2 separate regions of the Homo sapiens genome follow, and region 2 is linked to region 1. Evidence: chromatin loops called from intact Hi-C (ENCODE). Cell type or tissue: PC-3. All regions are shown on one strand.

The links. Peaks named below come from ENCODE experiments on the same cell type or tissue, not always from the same donor. Only the 100,000 strongest peaks of a DNase experiment are listed, where the experiment ranks them.
Region 2: a loop joins it to region 1, with 2.4 times the contacts of the local background. A loop is called at or near these places in 3 of 110 quality-filtered maps.

The regions. Positions count from the first base shown.
Region 1 is chrX:68,429,392-68,437,391 of GRCh38, reverse strand. OPHN1 (oligophrenin 1) reads left to right here and starts at 3,897. Exons shown (of 25, transcript NM_002547.3): 1 at 3,897-4,224; 2 at 4,368-4,525. The coding sequence starts at 4,372. In PC-3, no CTCF peak of the experiment used is centred here; DNase peaks (open chromatin) are centred at 3,931 and 7,951; H3K4me3 peaks cover 3,028 bases; H3K27ac peaks cover 2,541 bases.
Region 2 is chrX:68,303,380-68,311,379 of GRCh38, reverse strand. The region is part of intron 2 of OPHN1 (oligophrenin 1); the gene reads left to right. Among named protein-coding and RNA genes, the nearest start is that of OPHN1, 130 kb to the left of the region's middle. In PC-3, no CTCF peak of the experiment used is centred here; a DNase peak (open chromatin) is centred at 3,459; H3K4me3 peaks cover 337 bases; H3K27ac peaks cover 4,325 bases.

The DNA of each region.
Region 1 (8,000 bases):
GCCTGGACAACATGGTGAGACCCTGTCCCTACAAAACAACACAACAACAACAAAAAACATTAGCCAGACATGGTGGCTCAGGCATATACTCTTAACTACTTGGGAGTCTGAGATGCGAGAATCGTTTGAGTTCAGGAGTTCGAGGCTGCAGTGCACTTAAGATTGTGCCACTGCACTCCAGCCTGGGTGACAGAGTAAGACTGTTTAAAAAAAAAAAAGGATAAAATTTCTGTGGGGAAAACGTATAGATAATTGATTTGAAGAAGAAAAAATGAACAATAGAATAAATTTTTTGAAGATTCAAGATGTGTTTACACTTTGTTTTGCTTTGTGCGTTTGATGATGGATGTCAGATTGAATACTTTTAAAAGAGTGATGTAACAGTTTTATTTTAAAACGTCAATATTCCTAGTATGTTAGAAATTAAACTTTTTGCAACTATTTAAGCATAATGAAAAAATTTAGATGTTAGGCCAGGGGTGGTGGCTCATGCTTGTAATTCCAGCACTTTGGGAGGTTGAGGTGGGTGGCTCGCTCGAGGTCAGGAGTTCAAGGCCAGCCTGACCAACATGATGAAACCCAATCTCTACTAAAAATAAATAAATAAATAAAGCGGGCATGGTGACATGTGCCTGGAATCCCAGCTACTCGGGAGGCTGAGGCAGGAGAATTGCTTGAACCTGGGAGGTGGAGGTTGCAGTGAGTGGAGATCGTGCCACCACACTCTAGCCTGGGTGACAGAGTGAGACTCTGTCTCAAAAAAATAAAATAAAAAAAAGATACCACTTAAAAACGAAGGAGTACATAGCTCCCAAAATTCTTTTAGGGGTTATGTGAACAAAATTTTAAAGACTCTCAGTGACATAGGGTTAGCTGTGAGGGTCAGGGAGAAATTGTGCAAAGCAATTAAGATAGTGCTTGATGAATGCAAGTATTATCTGAAGAACTGAGTTTTTTTTTTTTTTTTTTTTTTTTTTTTTTTTTTTTTGAGATGGAGTCTTGCTCTGTCATCCAGGCTGCAGTGCAGTGGCCCAATCTTGGCTCACTGCAACCTCTGCATTCTGGGTTCAAGCGATTCTCCTGCCTCAGACTCCTGAGTAGCTGAGATTACAGGCACACACCACTACACCTGGCTAATTTTTTATTTTTAATAGAGATGGGGTTTCCCCATGTTGGCCAGGCTGGTCTTGAACTCCTGACCTCAGGTGATCTGCCCGCCTTGACCTCCCAAAGTGCTGGGTTTACAAGCGTGAGCCACCACGCCGTGTGAGTTCTAATTTTAGCCCTGTTTCTTCTTCGGTATTTGGTCTAGGGAATTTGTTATTTCTGTGCTTTAGTTTCATTGTCTAGATAAAGGATAACACAGATGACTGTAAAACACTTTGAGTATAGGAACTCAGATGAGTATGATTGAATCTAACATCAATAATGTCAACAGCAGCTGGGCATGGTGGCTCACACCTGTAATCCCAGCACTTTGGTGGGGGCTGCAGTGGGTGGATCCCTCTAGCCCAGGAGTTTGAGACTAGCCTAGCCAACATGGTGAAACCCCGTCTCTACAAAAAAATACAAAAATTGGCCAGGTGTGGTGGCATGTGCCTGTAGTCCTAGCTACTCAGGAGGAGGCTGAGGTGGGAGGATCACCTGAGCCCAGGGAGGTCGAGGCTGCAGGGAGCCGTGATTGAGCTATTGATTGCACTTTAGCCTGGGCAACAGGGTGAGACCCTTTCTCAAACAAAAAAATACATAAATAAATAAAATTTTAAAAAATGTCAATGGCAATTTTTATAGTGATGAAAATATATGTATAGGCTTTATAAATAAAAGTATATAGCAGGTGTTCAAAAAATGCTTGTTAAACGAGTGAATGAATGCTAAAAGGAAACTTACTAGTGTGAAAGACCATATACCCATTGAATGGGTACCTTCCCTTAGTACCTGCATTTTTCAACCCATGGTGCATTTAAAGCTCATTTTGGACATTTTCCCATAAATTAACCTTAAAGATAAAAAGAGTAAGAAACAAAACTTTCCCCTGAGATGTGGCTACTTATTTATTTTCAGAGGGCGTTTTCTCATTGCCATTCTGCTATATAGTGTAGTGGTCAAGAGCACTACCTCTAGAGCCAGCCAGGCTGGGCTCAAGTTCAAGTGCTGCCATTTAACTAGCTGTTTGTCCTTCGGCAAGTCACTTAAACTCTCTTTGACCCAGCTTCTCCATCTTTAAATGGGTATAATAATAAAACCATCCTCATAGGGTTGTTTTGAAGATTAGTGAGATGGGCGATAGGTTGTGTGGTGGGTAGAATAATGTTTCCTCCTTCACAGATGTCCATGTCCTGAAACCTGTGGCTACGTTATCTTATGTGGCAAAATGAAATTTGCAGATGTGATTAAGGATGATGTGATGGGGGAGATTATCCTGTGGACCCAGTGTAATCATAAGGGTCCTTAAGGGGAGGCATGAGAATCACAGTGATGTAGCATGAGAAAGACTTGACTGGCCAGTGCTAGCTTTAAAGACGGAGGAAGGGAGCTATGAGCCAAAGGATGTGAGCAGCTTGAGCCGGAAAAGGTAAGGAACCAGATTCTACCCCTAGACTATCTGAAAATGAACACAACCCTTCTAACATCTTGATTTGATCCCAGTGAGGCCCATTTCTGATTTCTGCCTTCTGGAACTGTAGATTATAACTTTATGCTGATTTAGGACATCAAGTTTGTGGTAATTTGTCACAGCAGCAACAGGACCCTAATTCAGGTGGGTCAGCCACTATTATTCTATTTACAACCCCCTTCCGTTCTGGCTTTCTTCACAGGGCAATCTAATGTAAACACTTCTGCAGAATTAAAGGGATCTCTTTGCCCACGCACAAACTATTTTTTAGTTTTTCGAGCCTCTACCTACCCTTAGTCTCAAGACAGCTGCCTTTAAGGTAAGCTGCAAGACAATTTATAACATCCTATTCTTAGACTTTCCACTTACACATGGAAAATCATATGCATTATCGGCGTCTGCCACAAAAGCCATGCTCTGAGGTCCTATTCAGGAAAATATTAACTCTGAATTATGGCCTCCCTTTCTTTGGCAGGGGGCACTGAGCTTCACGGAGACCCTAGAGTAGGAATCAACCCTTCAGGTCGAAGGCCCAAGGGAATTAGAGCACTTAGAGCAGGAGACATGGGAAAAGAAAGAGGAAAAGAAGTTGGTAGGTCCGAAGGAGGCTGGAAAGAGGGGAAGGCAAAAGAATACACAACCCAGCCGAATCATGGGAATTGAGAGATGGCTTCCTGCAATCTAGTCTTGCGGGTTCTTGCTCTAGTTTCGGAAACTTCCCCCGCAGAGTCCAGCGCCGCGCACCTGCCCCTTGGGGCCGGTCCCTGCGCAGGAGCCTGCGGCAGGCTGGGAATGCCGTTCTGGGAGAGCAGCCTCCCAGGCGGGGTGGTGGGGAGACTGCAGGGAGGAGTCTTGGGGAGTGCAAACGGAAAGACTACATCTCCCAGGCCGCCACGCTTTCCAGCTGGAGTCCTAGGGCGCTGACTGCTCCCCAGTTTCCGTAGGGAAGCGCTGGGCTACCGCGGCTATTGTGCGTCGCGCTCTCGCCCTCCTCTTCCCGCTGCAGTGTCTATGGAGCGAGGCTACGTTTCATTGCCGCCCTGGCTTAACCCTTCCGGCGCCTAAAAGGACGGCCGGCCGGCCGGCTCCCTTGCACCAGGAAGAAGTCTTAGCAGCCAGCGGGCCCTGGTCAGGAAACTCTAAGGTACAAGGAAAACAGTTGAGGAAGGAGCCAGAGCGCTCCGGTTTGGTCCTCGGGCTTCGCTGGGGCGGGGCGCAGGCGTTGGCTTTAAGAAAGGGGAGGGGACAGTGCAATCCGGGTTGCCCGCGGAGTTCGGCCAAGGAAGTCTTCCGCTCGCTCCGGAGCGAGGAGCCTGTAGAGAGGCTGTTCCCAGCTCCAGCTCTAACCTCGCCTACACCTTGGGCGGGCCCAAGTGTCACGTTTGCAATTGCTCAGGAAGGATCCGGCCCGTCTCCGGAGGCAAGTCGGGCTGCGGTTTTTGCTGCTTATCTGGGAAGGCGATGCCTAAGGGACATGCTGCTTGCTAGGCAGCACCCTGCCGGGATCCGACTGCGATAGTTAGCTCTCCCTGGCCCTGAAGCCATCGCCGGGGCGCCTGTTCTCTGTCCGGACCAGCCAGCGCTCCTCAGGAGTCTCACTGAAACAGGTACCTGTCCTCCAAAGGGACGGAGGCTATGAGCTTCCTTAAGCGGGTCGCGCGCTCAGTCCGTCCCCTCTACTTCCTCTACTGTGCCATTGATGCTCTCGGTCTTTGTGTCTTTCCCCTTTCCCCCTACTCCCGGCCATCAGAACCATGGGTCATCCCCCGCTGGAGTTCAGCGACTGCTACCTGGACAGCCCCGATTTCCGCGAGAGGCTCAAGTGTTATGAGCAGGAACTGGAGAGGACCAACAAATTCATCAAAGACGTAATCAAAGACGGCAACGCGCTTATCAGCGCTATGAGAAGTAAGTGCAAGGCTTCGATGAGCTGTTTCTCTGAGCTGGTGTGTCTGGCCTTTAAGCCTTTCCACACCACCAGGGGAAGGGAGATTGCAGGGTGACTCCCAGCCCAGATCTCTGAGGCAAATGGGTTTCCCACACTTGGGGAGTGGAGATAGTAGAAGTGGAAAGTGGTGGATACAACCAGAACTTTGGGCCTTTTCCTTTAGTGGTTTTGACCTTATAAGACGTGATCCGTAGCTGTGCCAGGGACCCTCTTGCTCAGCAATTACCCTTACTTGGCAGATGATTGTTCTTAAGGGACAATCTGCTGTACTGTTAGACATATTCAGCACCCCTGTCTGGGGCAAAGTGACATCCAAGCTGACCAAGGAACTGCCCCAGCACCTCCTAAACAATTGGGGATTAAGGTCAGCAGCTTGAATAATAATTTTGTCCTGGTCTCTGGTTGCTACAGATAAGTGTGGGGGGCAGTAAAAAATTCGCCATGGCAAGTTATTTTTTAAGGAAAGCACCTTTGCCCCAGTGAATTATTTTCTTTATCACACTGAGCTATGGTTTAGGTCAAGGTCAGTCTAAGTTCAGGATTATTGGATGGCTTCACCTGCCACTGAATTCTGCTTGAGTGTGGAACAAAGAGCTGACTACTTAGTCCCTGCCACAAGGGGCCCAGCCCCCAGGGAGTAAAATAGGGATAGGGTTGGGGGCTGCTGGGCTGAAGGAACTTCACCTAGCTTCGCTTTTCCAGTGCTCACAGCTGACTCAGCTGTGGGAAGCTCTCTCCTTCCCCCATTGTGTGTGGAGGTTTTTTTTCTGCTTGTTGGTAGGAGGCTTGGAGTAAAAGAAAGAATAATAAACATCCCCAACGAGAGTGCAGGCAAGCCAACCCTTTATGCCAAAGCATATACACAGAAGAATGGAGGGTAATGATTGGGTGGAGTGATAATTAATTTTTTCTCTTGGCTGAAAGATGATTGTGAAAAATAAACTCAGAGTCATTGGCAAGTATGTCCTATATGGTTATAACTTTGTTTTGAGTGAATTTATCACCAAATACAGGGTCTAGGACCAGTGTGGCAACCTTCTTAGGCGGATGCAGTCAACCAAGAGCAGGGAGAAAGAAAGATTTGAAAGTGGTAGTGCGAGGCTGGGCGAGGTGGCTCACGCCTGTAATCCCAGCACTTTGGGAGGCCAAGGCGGGTGAATCACCTGAGATCAGGAGTTCGAGACCAGCCTGGCTAACATGGTGAAACCCTGTCTCTACTAAAAATACAAAAAAAAAAAAAAAATTAGCTGGGCATGGTGGCAGGCACCTGTAATTCCAGCTACTCAGGAGGCTGAGGCAGGAGAATCACTTGAACCCAGGAGATGTTGGTTGCAGTGAGCCGAGACCGTGCCATTGCACTACAGCCTGGGCAACAAGAGTGAAACTCCATCTCAAAAAAAGAAAAGAAAGTGGTAGTGTGTTGGTAACTGCTGCCAGCTGGTATTTCTTGTGCAGCCCTTCTGATTTGCCCTGTGGAGTCGGTGCTTTTCCTTCACATGCTCTCTGCCCACTTTTGGTCAGAATATGTACACTGTCGAAGTTCCTGCAGGTCATTTGATTGTGTTTGATCTTTTAATGATTTGTCTTATTGTGGCCTGACCAAGAGTAAACTCCTAGTAGTATCTGAAATGCTGATCCTTAAGAGGTTAAGGATATGCAGGTTGTGCTACATAAGTAGAAAGGTGAGAGTTCACGGAAAGGAAAAGGAGGAATGTTTCAGCTTTGTTTTGTTTTGTTTATATATTACAGTAAACTGCTTGGTGCTGTGTCCCCAGTAAAACGAATCTCATCATAAGCCCTAGGAACAGAATGGCTTTGTGAAGTGGATGGTAACTAAAAGCATGCTAAAAATCACCAGCTAAGGCATATCAGAGAGATTAAGATTTATAAGAAAAAAAGTAGTTCAATAAAACATGGTGGAAGAGCAAAAGTTTCATAAGCTAGGGGCAAGTAAAGGTTTTTATTCTTTCCTTTTCTTTCTTTTTTTTTCAATTTTTGTTTTTGAGATGAAGTCTTGCTTTGTCGCCCAGGCTGGAGTGCAGTGGCATGATCTCAGCTCACTGCAGCCTGGATCTCCTGGTTTCAAGCGATCCTCCTGCCTCATCCTCCCCAGTACCTAGGACTATAGGCATGTGCCACTGCGCCTGGCTAATTTTTGTATTTTTTGGTAGAGATGGGGTTTCACCACGTTAGCCAGGCTGGTCTTGAACTCCTGACCTCAGGTAATCCACCCACCTTGGCCTCTCAAAGTGCTGGGATTGCAGGGATGAGCCACCACGCCTGGCCTCTTTCCTTCTTTTCTAAGACTCAAAGTGATAAGAGTCAACAGTTAAGCAGATCTAAAATTTTGCATATGAGCAGAAGATCCAAGAGATATTCTAGATTAGGGGCTCCTTGAAATTTGTGGTAGTTTTCTGTTTCTGAGTATACACAGAAAGCCAAAAATAGGACAGGTAGAAAATAAAACCCAGCAGCTAACCCATTCTCCATTTCTTTCCATTCAATTGCATGGATTCTAAAAGTCTGATTAGCTAGAGGCAAAGGTAGGATGTTTCCTACTGTCTTGACCACAGTGATGTTTATACTCCCACTCTCCTTCCTCACACTGTGCCAGCGGAGCGACTTTCTGAAAGTAGGTAGGGTGGAAGCAAAACAAAGTTATGTTCTTGCTCTGTGTTGAGGAAAAAGGAAAAAGGAACACTGGAATCGGAGTTAGAAGATCAGGATTATGTTCTTGGCTTCTCCATCTTGGGATCTAACACAAATCACTTTTTTTTTTTTTGTTTTTTTCTGAGACAGAGTCTTGCTTTGTCACCCAGGCTAGAGTGCAGTGGCATGATCGCAGTTCACTGCAGCCATCGCCCCTTGGGTTCAAGTGATCCTCGTGTCTTAGCCTCCCGAGTAGCTGGGACTACAGGCACACACCACCAGATCTGGCTAGTTTTTGTGTTTTTAGTAGAGATGGGTTTCACCATATTGGCCAGGCTGGTATCGAACTCATGGCCTCAGGTGATCCATCCACTTTGGCCTCCCAAAGTGCTGGGATTACAGGCATGAGCCACTGCACTTGGTCCCACAAATCACTTTTCATTTTTCTTGTTTTAGAGACAGGGTCTTGCTTTGTTGCCCAGGCTGGAGTACAGTGGCACAATCATAGCTCACTGTCACCTCTAATTCCTGGGCTCAAGTGATCCTCCCACCTCAGTCTCCCCAGTAGCTGGACTCCAAGTACACGCCACTATGCCTGGCTAATTTTTAATTTTTTTTAGAAACTGGGTCTCACTGATCTCGCCCAGGCTGATCTGGAATTCCTGGGCTCAAGCAAGCCTCCCACCACGGCCTCTCAAAGTGTTGGGATTATAGGCGTGAGTCACCACACCCAGCCAAATCACTTTTTTTTGGAGACAGAGTCATGCTCTGTTGCCCGAGCTGGAG
Region 2 (8,000 bases), 130 kb after region 1:
GTTTGTAATTGCTGTGTATTCTACGTGAATTGCCCTTTTAAATATATATTATCCATTTTGTTTGATATTCCCATTTTGTTCTTTTTCTTTCTTTTTTGGGAGCGGGGACAGGGTCTTGCTCTGTTGCCTAGCCTGGAGTGCTGTGGCACTATCATAGCTTACTGCAAGCCTTGACCTCCCAGGCTGAAGCCATCCTCCAGCCTCAACTTCCCTCCAACCACCTTAGCTGGGGACTACAGGCATGCACCACCATTCCTGGTGATTTTAAATAATTTTTTTTTTGAAGGGGTAGAGACAACTTCTCACAATGTTGCCCAGGCTGGTCTCGAACTCTTGGTTTCAAGCAGTCTGCTTGCCTTGGCCTCTCACAGTGCTGGAATTACAGGCATGAGCCATGGCACCTGGCCTCCCCCATGCCTTTTATTCCCTTATTTGGGTTTTCCTATCAGTGCCTCTTTTCCTAGCCTTATCTTCTATTTTTTCTTTTATATTTTGCAGCTGTTTTTCTCCCTGTGCTGTGCTCTGGATGATTTCTTCAGATCTGTTTTCTAGTTTGCTACTAGTATGTTGATGGTTATTTTCTCTTAGCAAGTAAAAACTAATAATCCATTTTTTGGCAGTGTTGTTGTTGAGCAAATGGCTGTCATTCTGATTCTTGTTTCTTTTGAGATAATCTGTGACTGGTATATGGATTCTAATTTTTACTATTTTTTTGAATATTTAAATTATTCATATTTAAAAATTACTTTTTGGAGTGTAATATAATCCTAGATCTTACAGAAGAGAACCCACTTATTTGCCTTGACTGCTGCCTGGCTCTCATATTGGTTTCCTAGTGTGGTTTATAATTTTCAACTGTGAAGTTCTGGGTGGCAGTTGTTTCTTTGGGATTCCCTTATGTGCCCTGGGTTATAGAGGTGTTCTTATGGGGCATTTTTTTTTTCCTCTTCTTAGAGCTTGCGTGGTGCTGGTTCAGGATTAGTTTTAAAATTAACTTTTAGAAACCTTTGTGAGCAGTATAAACTTGAACTCTAATTAGCAAAAGCTTGTGGTTCTGGATAACTTTATTTTACCACAATGGGAGACTCTCTAGTGTATTCCTACAGTGTCATATGCCAGTAGACCTCATGAAGGGACCTCATTCCAAGCTCCCAGCTCCTAAGTAATGTCCCTTTGCCTGCTGATAAAATTCCAACTACCACATATAGTCAATTCTTGTTATTCATGGTAGTTATGCTCTGTAAAGTCAATGTAAACATTTAGTTAGTGAATACTGAACCATTTCTCCTAGAGGAAATACAGGGTTAGGTACCTGTGAGCCTCTCCACGTTTTCAGCAGCCATCAATACATAAACTTGTTTTACCTGGTTTCTGTTTAAAGACCCCATATTTTATCATATATATAGTTGATTCATTAACATTGAATTCATGGCTAACAGCACTAGAAGCTGTGGCTGAACGAAGCTTATCTAGCACCTACTTGTTTTCTCTGTAAGGATGTCTCAGCCTTCTTTCCTTTAGGACCACCAGATAGTACTTCAGCACTATGCTAAGGGGCCATGTTAAACAGCTAACCCATCAACAAGAAGTAGAAAAATGTGACAAATGTGGCACTAAATAGACCAGGAAAAGGACAATTGTTTTATAGTATGAGAGCTGAAACAAGAAGGCAGTATCCCCCTTTTCAAGCTCAGAATGTATATATTGGTGACTCACATTTTTCATAGCTATTTGCATGTCCATGAATGAGTGGGCAAAATGTCGTAAGTATTGATTTTGGTGTTGCAAGTACATTTTATTGACTAGGCAAATTTGCAAATATAGAATCCGTAAATAATGAGAACTGAGTATATCTAGTTCTAATCTCTCTACTGCCTCAGCTGCTGCTCTCTGTTATGGCTTTGAATTTGTTCTTCATTTCTAGTACTTGGGAGCTTCTTTTTCTTGCTTTCTCAGTTTGCTATGTATTTTAAAAATACACACATGTTTGTTGCCCTTTTACCCAGTATTTTTATGTATTTGGATTAGGAGGAAGATATTTTGGTTAAATCAATCTGATTTATAGAGTAGCTACTTCATTTACTCATTTTAAAAAGGAAAAACATATACTCAAGAGTGTTAAAGAGAAGAGACCTTGAGGATTATCTTGTTTATTGGTTCTTAACATGGGTTTCTTAGGGCATCTGGAACTGTAGAGATTGTACAGAAGTTTATGTTACATATATCTTTCTGGGAAGAAAGTATTTTTTATATTCTCAAAGGGGTCTATAACCCTTTAAAAATGCAAGAACCAGGCTGGGCGCAGTGGCTCACACTTGTAATCCCAACACTTTGGGAGGCCAAGACAGGAAGATTGCTTGAGCACAGGAGTTTGAGATCGGCCTCCTCAATATAGTGTGACCCTGTCTCTACAAGAAAAAAATAAAAAAATAAATAGCCAGGTGTCATGGCGCACAGCTGTAGTCCCAGCCACTCAGGAGGCTGACGTGGGAGGATCACTTGAGCCCAGGAGGTTGAGGCTGCAGTGAGCTGAGATCATGCCACTGCACTCCAGCCTGGGCATCCGAGCTAGACCCTGTCTCAAAAAACAAAAAAACAAGTGCGAGAACCACTGTCCTAGTCTAGTTTCACTTCAAATTTATAGGCTAACTGCGTATATCCTCATTAGTTCATATCAGTCTAGTTAATAGCAACGTTAGCCAAATTTTAAAATAAAAATAACTACATTTAGAAAGTGATTTATTTTCTTTTCTTTTTTCTTTTCTTTTCTTTTCTTTTTTCTTTTCGTGAGATGGGGTCTCACTCTGTCACCCAGGCTGCAGTGCAGTGGCACAGTCTCAGCTCACTGCAACCTCTGACTCCTGAGCTCAAGTGATCCTCCCATCTTAGCCTCCTGAGTAGCTAGAACCACAGGCACACACCACCACGCCTGCCTGATTTTTTGTATTTTTGGTAGAGACGGGGTTTCACCATGTTGGCCAGGCTGGTCTCGAACTCCTGAGCTCAAGTGATCTGCCTGCCTCAGCCTCCCAAAGTGCTGGGATTACAGGCGTTAGCCACTGCCGCACCCAGCCAATTTATTTTTTGTGAAAGAACTTCACCATGACATCTTATTTTAATCCCCCCACAAGCCAATGAGGTATATGATATTATGTTTCTTTCACAACTGTAGGAACTAAAGGGAAGCCACAGTAACTGGTAAGTAGTAGCATTTTTTTGTTTTTGATTAATTGAGGCCCAGGGAGGCAAGTTAACTTGCCCAAACTCATGAAACTGATTTGTTCCAGAGGCAAGACTAAAACTCCTGTCTTAGTGATATTTCCACTACCTCATTTTGCTTTGGAAAAGCACATAACCTTACCAGGTGGTAATGTGATGAGTCATTGAAACTAATAAATTCATAAGTATAAAGGGATGCATGTGTTAAGAGAACATTTTTTATTTCAAACTGAAAGTAGTCAAAACCACAAAGCCTAGGAATCCCTCGGGCATTTTTATTGTGTAATCTGCTTTAGAATTAGAGTTGCATCCATGAAGTTTTGAGTCATATTGAAACTTAGCTACCTAAGTTTCTTCCCAGTTAAAAACTAGGTGCAAATGGAGTTATACACAATACAGGTAAATATATATACCTGTACTTGTAGATAACGTTTTATACATGTTTTCCTGTTCTATACATGTTGCATTGTAGTTTGTCTCCTCTATAAGTGGAAACTAATTAGGACTTGAGCTTCATTATTTCCTTTTCTTGATACACCCTTTTTCCACTCCCTGGGTTGATCAGTACCTTTGGCACTAATATCTCAGAACAATTTTCTATAGGTTATCCTTATGCAGCTTTTATGGCATAATGGATTACTGGCACAATTCACATGGAGTTTCGTATATCCATTCGCTATAAATTCCTTTTTTTTTTTTTTTGTTGACATAGGGTCTCGCTCTGTCACCCAGGCTGAAGTGCAATGGCATGTGATCTCACCTCACTGCAACCTCTGCCTCCCGGGCTCAAGCAATTCTCCTGCCTCAGCCTCCTGAGTAGCTGGGACTACAGGTGCACACCACCATGCTCGGCTATTATTATTATTATTATTTTTTTTTTGGTAGAGACAGGGTCTCACAATGTTGCCTAGGCTGCTCTTGAACTCCTGAGCTTCAGGCAATCCGCATGCCTCAGCTTCCCAAAGTGCTGGGATTACAGGCGTGAGCCACCACATCTGACCCACTCTATAAATTCCTAATGTAATACAGCTATAGTAATGAAACTGTAAGCTGTGCTAAATTTTTGCAACATTTATTTAATATTCCTGGGACCACTGAAATGGTAGTAAACTGCTTATATATTAAAGTGGATTTTGGGGCTGGGTGCAGTGGCTCATACCTGTAATCCCATCACTTTGGGTGGCCAAAGTGGGAGGATCACTTGAAGCCAGGACTTCAAGACCAACCTGGGAAACAAAGCAAGGGTCTGTCTCTACAAAAAATTTTAGAAATTAGCTGGGTGGAGTGGTGTGTGTTTGTAGTCTTAGCTATGTGGGAGGCTGAGGTGGGAGGATCACTTGAGCCCGGGAGGTCAAGGCTGCAGTGAGCTGCAATCATGCCACTGCACTCCAGCCTGGGTGACACAATGAGACCCTGTTTCAAAAAAAGAAGATGAATTTGGGGAAAAAGTAGATTTAATTTTTCGGACAGCTTCCATCTATTAAATTAGACCTTTAGAAATTAAAAAGTTGATTTACTCTTTTAAAGTCATACATTCATTTGGCTAACATTGACGACCTACTTTATACTGGACATTATTTTAGATTTTGAGATTATGGATAAGAAAAGCTTTTCTTTTCTCTGAAGCAGCTCATGTATTTTCCTTCTCCTTCATTCTTGCTCCCCTTCTTTGTATCTCCCAACTTCCCATTCCAGTTAGTTACTGATTCCTCCCCAATCTTTCGATAAAGTTTGTTATAATCTAATGCCTAGAATCTTTTTCTAACATTTGCTCCAGTAACGAGTAGTAGTCAGCTCCAGTAATGAAGAGCTCATTATCTTTACCTGGCTTCCCCCTAAAAGCAGAGAGAGCTTGATGCAGAGGCTTGGGAGCAGAGGTAGTTTAAGTGGAAGCAAGAGTGAGGGACAAAGGAAATGATCAATGCAGGGAGTGGAAAAGAAGTGAAATGGGAAAGGAGGAAAAGCCAATATTTGGATGCATTATTGAGTTGGCCAATGCTCAGACAACTAGTTTAATCATGCTGTAGCCTCTGAAGGGCCTTATGAAATATGACTGAGAACTATCCAGCTGGGGACTGAAGAGTGGAAGAATTTATTCAGCAGCTCCCTCACCACTGTATGTTTTAATTGGTTCTTTCAAAATTATTTCCATTGTTTTATTGATATTTTCTCTTTGGTGAGACATTGTTCTCAGTCTTTCCTTAGTTCTTAGGCATGGTGTCCCGTTGAGCATGGACTATTGTTTCCTGTGTCTTAGTCTGTCTCATAATTTTTTGTTGAAAAGTGAACATATAAAATCATGTGGCAACTCTGGAAATTAGATTTTTCCCTTCCCCAGGGTGGTTGTTTGTTATTGTATGCTTATTTATTGACTTTTTGGACTAATTCTATAAAGTGTGTATTCTTTGTTGTTAGAAGCCACTGAAGCCTCTGGTAGGTTTGCTTAGTGGGCAGCTAATGATTGAACAATGATTTAATTTAAATACTTTGAACCAATAGCCTTCCAGCTTTTGCTGCTGGTCATTGTGTGAATTGGGATATGCTTTCAACGACATTCACCTAGTCAGATGACCATTATGCCTTATGTTTCTCTTCCTGCTTGTGCAGAACCTCAAGGCTAAGCAAGAGGTGAGAGATTAGGAACTTCTTAAGTCTTTCATGGGCCTATGAATAGCCTGGAACATGCACATATTCTTTTTTATGACCCATGTCTTTCTAGATTTTACATTGCAACTTTTCAAAGCCCCCATGGGCAGGCCATTGTCCATTAAAAATTATTATGATTATTATTTTGAGATGGGGTCTCTCTCTGTTACTCAGGCTTCAGTGCAGTGGTATGATCACTGCTCGCTACAGTCTCGACCTCTTGCCACTTCAGCCTCCTGAGTAGCTTTGACCACAGGCATACACTACGTCACCCGGCTATTTTTTATTTTTATTTTTTCTAGAGATGGGGTTCTCACTATGTTACTCAGGCTAGTCTCGAACTCTTGGGCTCAAGCCATCCTCCAGCCTCAGCCTCCCAAAGTGCTGGGATTATAGGAATGAGCCACCAAGCCTGGCGTGTCTTGATTTTATTTAATTAATTATTATTATTTTTTTTTACCAAGTGTTTTGGTCAGCCTCTTGTTAATTTCAGCTTGTCACACTGCTTCAGGTCACCATAATCTTAAACTATTTCAGATGATTGTTTTTGACAAATTCCCCAATAGCAGTGTTGTTTTCACAGAATGAACTTAAAGTCAGAACAAACTAAGACAAATTTTGAGTATAGAGCTTATAGGACATATTAAACCGGATGGCAATTTTCTGGGGGTAGGGCCTTGTGAAACTTCAACCACATTCTGCCTTCTCTAGTGGCTGCTAAGCTGTTGATTTTCACAGCTGTTGTAGCTGTATGACTGTGGGTTTTCAGTGTTACTGCAGAGATGGAGATGGTGCTTTGATTAGCATACCTTAATATACCAAAAAGGTCACTGTTCTTATAGAGATTCAGTCTTTTTAAAATTAAATAAACAGTATTCAGATTGCTAAGCCCTTTGTTAATTTAAAGAATGCTAAGCCCTTTGTTAATTTAAAGAATATTCGCAATACATTTATCTGGCAAAAGACTCGTTTCCAGAATACATAAAGAAATCTTATAGTTTAGTCATAAGACAACTCAATTATAAAATGGGCAAGAGATTTGAACAGACCCTTCTTGAAAAAAAGATACGCAAATAATAAATATATGACATTTATATCATTAATCACCAGAAAAATGCAAATTAAAACTAGTGAGATACTATTACACACCCATTAGAATGACTAAAATGAAAATAAATAAATAAATAACCAGGTGTTGGCAAGTATGTGGATCATCTGAAATTATCCTACAGAATGCAAAATGGTATAATCATGTTTGAAAAAAAATGGTCATTTATTTTATAAAAGATTGATAAACATTTTTATTTGATACATATTTGTATGTATTTATGGGATACAGTGTGATATTTCAATATGTGTATATAATGTGTAATGATCAAATCAGAGTAATTAGCATGACCTAAAATATTTATCATTTCTTTGTCTGGGCAACATTCAAAATCCTGTTTTCTAACTATTTGAATGTATACAATAAAATATTGTTAACTATAGTCACACTGCATTGCAATAGAAAGTGGAACTTTTTCTTCTGTCTAGCCATAATTTTGTATACATTAACCAACTCTTCTTTGTTTCTTTGAGACAGGCCTAACCAACTCCTCTTTATCCCCTGCTCCTCCCTACCCTTCCAAGCCTCTAGTAACCACTACTCTATTCTCTACTTCTATGAGATCAACTTTTTTAGCTCTCACATACGAGTAAGAGCATGTGGTATTTATCTTTCTTGTCCCTGGCTTATTTTAGTTAACATAATGTCTTCAAGGCTCATCCGTGTTGCCATGAATGCCAGGATTCATGCTTTTTAATTGCTGAATAATATTTCACTGTGTATATATATTACATTTTCTTTCTTTCTTTTTTTTTTTTGAGATGAAATTTCACTTTTGTTGTTCAGGCTGGAGTGCAATGGCGTGATCTCGGCTCTCTGCAACCTCCGCCTCCTGGGTTCAAGCGATCCTCCTGCCTCAGCCTCTCAAGTAGCTGGGATTACAGGCATGCACCACCACACCTGGCTAATTTTGTATTTTTTTAGTAGAGATGGAGTTTTACCATGTTGGTCAGGCTGGTCTCAAACTCCTGACCTTAAGTGATCCACCCGTCTTGGCCTCCCAAAGTGCTGGGATTACAGGCGTGAG